2 separate regions of the Mus musculus genome follow, and region 1 is linked to region 2. Evidence: chromatin loops called from intact Hi-C (ENCODE). Cell type or tissue: heart. All regions are shown on one strand.

Evidence for each region. A loop is a pair of places that touch in the nucleus more often than their neighbours do. Peaks named below come from ENCODE experiments on the same cell type or tissue, not always from the same donor. Only the 100,000 strongest peaks of a DNase experiment are listed, where the experiment ranks them.
Region 1: it touches region 2 in a loop (17-fold over the local background); 8 of 42 quality-filtered maps call a loop at or near these places.

The regions. Positions count from the first base shown.
Region 1 is chr12:29,127,525-29,130,024 of GRCm38, reverse strand. No RefSeq gene overlaps it. Among named protein-coding and RNA genes, the nearest start is that of Gm31333, 13 kb to the left of the region's middle. In heart, a CTCF peak has its summit at 980; no DNase peak of the experiment used is centred here.
Region 2 is chr12:28,699,637-28,702,136 of GRCm38, reverse strand. It overlaps Trappc12 (trafficking protein particle complex 12), which reads left to right. Exons shown (of 12, transcript NM_178811.5): 8 at 528-601. Among named protein-coding and RNA genes, the nearest start is that of Mir6937, 22 kb to the right of the region's middle. In heart, no CTCF peak of the experiment used is centred here; DNase peaks (open chromatin) are centred at 1,346 and 2,296; H3K27ac peaks cover 1,120 bases.

The DNA of each region.
Region 1 (2,500 bases), 430 kb before region 2:
TGCCCCAGGCCTTGGATGTGACTCTGTAGACAGATGGATGTCTATCTCTAAGACATCAGGATTCCTTCTCTTCCTCCCTGCAGGTTCTGTTACAGAGCTCTGTGAATACCCATCAGGGAAAGTGAATTCCCTGGACTGTGTAGAGGCCTGAAATTCCAAACTTCCCTAAATATAAGAGAGTTAATCCAGCTGGGAAGGCCGCCCCCGGCTAAGGGACCACCACTTAGGAAGGTGGGGCCACTCCAGGAAGGCCAATCTACCTTAAACTACACTGAGAAGGTGCAGGAACAGTTGCCCAGCTAATGAGATAATGTATTTTTCCTTATAAGAATTCCTGGTCCTGATCCAGCCACTACAAGTCCCCGTGAGGTCCTGCTACTCTCTCTGACTCAGGAAGTTATCATTACTCCCCTTTCTTCTCTTCTGTCTCTTTGAAATCCTCCGTTTCCCTTCTCTTCCTCTGAACACAGCTGTTTCTCTGGCACATGGCCGACCTTCATGCCAGCTTAGTTCAATGGAGTTTCTCTGCCTCCTCATCTCCTTCCCCAGGCAACTGATAAAATTTACAGTTTGCCTGTCGTGAGGTTTTTTTGTTTTTTTTTTTTTTAATTCTAATGAAATGGCCCTGGGGTTTCCTTTTAGTCCATTCTCAAATTATTTTATTGAGATCAAGAACCCCAAGAGAGGACCAATATGTGACAAGTCTTAGGGAACTCCCCTAAATGCCCAGTAACATTTCTGTGGATTCCTATTCACTCTACCATTTCCAAAGGCATGGGCTCCTGGTACCAAAGCTCAGCTCTGAGACAACAACCGGCTAAAGCTGCTCAACCCTCTTCAGGAGACGCGTGCCCTTGTGCCCTTGTGTGTCTTCCAAGCGGCTGGCTTCGATGCAGGGCTGCTGAGCGGGAGGCACAGCTGGTATGGTAAAGGAAGCCCTGGTGAAGATCCAGACTCCCCTGCAAAACCGTGACCAGACAGCAGGAGCCACTCTCTCACCAGAGCAGATGTTGCTAGATCCCCACCAGTGATGAAGCTGTCGGATGAGGTGCAAAGGTTCCCAAGGCCCCGTTGTTGGAGTAGATGGAAGCAAAGTCAGCAGAGTTCTGCCATCAAGACAGAAACGGATGAGGGGCCTCAACAGGGTCATCAAGGCTCTTGTTATAGTGGGAATACTTCATACAGGTCTAAACAAACATTGGCCTTCAGAATACCTTCAAACTGTAGCCATGGCAACAAAATACACAGGGAAGTATAGTGATAGCAAGGTCTGCTGTGGTCATAAGAGAGCTATTAACATTTCCTTTTAGAATTGGGGAAAGAGGAAACATTGTCAGACCCTCAACTGAGATTCTCCAGCAGCTGGGACACTGGAGCTGGGGCTTTCACTCATCACCCATGATGGAGTGGGGTTTTACAGTGAGACAGCCGCTTCTGAGTCAACCGTGCTTCTATAAGTAACCTGTCAGCTACGTGCCTATAAATAGTTCTAATAAACTCACTGGCTCAACCAAACCAGACCTGGAAAAAAAATAATTTCCTTCATATGTCGGTTCTCTATCCGGGGGAGAAAGCTATTTCTTTGTGTTTCCCTGGAAAAAAGAACACAACGGATTGGTAGCTGAACTGGGACATGACAGATCCAAGGATGAGTCTGGGAAGAGAGGTTGCATGTCTATCATGGATAATAAGAAATGCAGCTGAGGCTGGGCCACCTAAGAGTGGAATATCTGTGCCTGGATCCCAGGACCATCATCTTTTTCTGATGTAGCATGGAACAGTGAGCCTCCGTGACAAGGGGCCAACCCATGAAACAGAGATGGAAGGACTGAAAAATGTACCATACAGTACCTGAAAATAACACGTATGGAATGAGATTTCCAGGAAGCTCTGGTGGCAGTCGTATGCACCCTGAGATGTGTAATAAGACATACAACCGAGGTTGACCTATCTACCCATAGGGAACATGCCCTTGCAAGGAAGGAATTACAATGAGAAAGAGGGATGTGGGAGGCATCGCTTAGATTCGTCTCTGACTTAGCAGAAAAAAAAGGATAAGAGGAATAAGACATACTGATGTTCTGTTCCTCACAGCTCTGGGGAGTCATAAGGCAAAGAGCAAAAATTAGATCTGTCCTAAAGAAGCCCTCATGGGATCCAAAGCGTGGAACCAGTGGGAAGAATTAGACAGTGTAGAGAGTGAATGAAGTCTACATGATAGTGAGGACTGAGGGAGTTAGGCATGAGAAAGGTGGCAGTTGATGCCTGGCTCACCAGGCCAGACAGAACTATGCTTAGTGGAGAGGTGAGTAAAAGTTAATTTGGCAGAGACCTCAGGACTAGTGTGGGGCAGTTCGCAGCATTCTTGAGCCTTGTTGTGGGATAAAATCTTTCTGGCTGCTAACAACTCTGGCACATCTAAGTGATTGGCATGTAAATCAGGTTTGTGAAGTTCTAAAGCAATCAAGAGGGATGAAGAAAAAAAAAAAGTAGAGGTCAT
Region 2 (2,500 bases):
CTGGACTTATCCTGTCCTCTCATGGAGCGCTTTTATGGCCACTTCTGGTGTCCATCCTCAGTAAAGCCTGTGAAAAAGGCAGACCAGCGTTGTTCCAATCTGAAACTAAAGGCCTAGGGAAGTGGTCAGTTCCAGGTTGTAGGGACTAAAACTGCCACCAGGCCCGGGGTTCTCCGCAGCCGCTGGACACGAGCAGGCGATGTGCATGGGTCAGCTTCTGCCCTGGGCAGCAGATGCTGTCTCTGCATCAGACGTGTTCACAGGTTTAGGATTGTGGCTTAGAAGTGAGCTCCTGATGACTGCTTGAGCTGGGCTATATTTCTTGCTGCATCTGTGCAGATGGTCTCTTATGGGAGCCCACTCTGGGCATCCCACTGAGAACACTGTCCTCTGTCTCCGGTTCTTGGGGAGGCCTGGTAAGGTTAGGCGGGGAGGCGGGGGGCTTTGTGTCAGCACCCAGAGTGTAGCAGTTGCCAGCTCGCAGGAGCACACTTGCTTGTGCACACTCACGCCTCTCTCTCCCGCAGCCTCTGTTCAGCTGTGGAGGTCTCGTCTGGGCCGTGTGCTGTACTCCATGGCAAACTGTCTGCTCCTGATGAAGGTATGTGGGCGGCTGAGCTGTAGAGCACCTTGTTCTAGCAGACAGTGTCAGCTAGAGGCTGCAAGGAAGTGCTGCGTGTTCCAATAGGCCTGACAAGGAAGTGAGCCGTGGGCCTCAGCAGTCTTCAGTGTGGCCTAGATTGCTCAGTAGAGTTCACTCACACTTGGGGGCCTAACTTGTCGTTGTAAAATTTCCACAGAAAACAGTTTATATTGCTGAATTTAATTGCACGGGCCTAGGTCTAAACAGTCTAATTAAAACTGCTCACTCCGCCCGAAAATGGGCGTTTTCCTCTGAACTCCATCCAGAAAATCTCACCTTTGTTCTGATTGTTTTACTGTGAGGGTCATTTTTTAATGATTGATGGATTTGACATCTGAAGGCAGTCTTTCCCACCAGACCCTCTTGTGAGGACCTCACCCCGAGCTGTGCACCTGAGGAGCCAGTGTGACTCGGGGAGCTCTGCCGGGCTGTCAGTCACTGAATTTCCAGTCCATTCTCCACGTGGGCCCTGCCAGCGGGTTTTCAGCTTCTCTCTCATTTCAAATACATCCCATGCCTGGCTTGCCTCCCGCCCTGGGCACGGGTGGCCTGCCACAGAGCTGGCGGCCTTGCTGCCAGCTGCAGGCAGGCACTGAAGCCGCCACGGAATCTGTCAGCAGCAGACGCCCAGAGCAGCGCTGTTAACACCTTCCGAGCTGTGGTGAGACGGCTCATCAGCTCATCCTCAGCCAAGGTCGTCCTGCTCTGACTGAGCGGCCGCCAGCGGGCAGGTTACCAAGGGGAAGAGCGTGCTCCTCGCTTTAGAGCGACTGGCAGCCCTCCACGTGGCCAGCTCCTTGGACCTGGCAGGAAAGTCTGTGACCACAGCCCAGCCATAGGACAGTGTGTTTCCTCTGCACCTCTGCAGACAGGTGACGTGTGACATTGGGTGTAGACAGGCTCTTGTAGTAGGTGACCTTGACACAGAAGAATGGGTTTCCTAAAACCTCTCCAGCTGTCCTCACAGCTCTTTCCGACTCTTGAACACATTACAGCTTTTAGAAGTTCTGTGTGAGATATTTGCACATGGTCTGTTGCCACAGGGCCACTTTGTTCCTGGTATCTTCCCACATCCACCTCCCTGGTGACATCATTGCAGAGCCTCCCCCACCTCCCCATGGGCTGCAGCCCTCAGCCAAGGAGGGGCCTGCTTCCTTCTGTCCCACCGCCCCCTGTGAGGCCTGCCTCTCCTCACTGCTGTGGCCTGTAGCAGCCTGAGAAGGCACCGGGAGCCTCCAGTCTCCTGAAGTCTCTGAGCCTTGGTTGCCTTCTTAGGCTTGCAGCACTGGTGGTGCCCAGCCACAGGCTGAAGATGCTCAGGGAGGAAGTCGCTGCTCAGCTGCAGTGCACTCAGCTTGCCTTTCTGAGAGACTCTGTTAGAAAATAGTGTAACAAAAAACGCTTTCCTTTGTTTTACTGCAGTAGTGACACCGCCAGCAATGTAGGCACAGGCACCAAACGTCTGCCTGTGACATCCTGTCACCCAAGGTTCTGAACGGGACGGATTATCATGTCTCAAAAATACTTTCTCCATGGATGTAATTTAAATTAAAAGTTTGATTTAATCTTGATTTTCATGAGTTAAAGAAATGCTGTAAGGAAAGTGGATGTGAGCACATGCAGTCTGCTGCCATCTAGTGGACACGACAAGTATTGCCACAGTAGCTGGGCTGCATAGCTGGGGCCTGTGTGCCAGCTAACAATGACCTAATTAATCAGCCTTTTAATGATAAGAAATTTGCTCATATGTTCTAGTTCTGAGAGTCCCACTATATATTTCCAGGAACACCCGCTTGCAAGACAAAGCCCTTCGTTCATAAATGTGATATCCTGAGGTTTCACAGTAGCCATAAGATA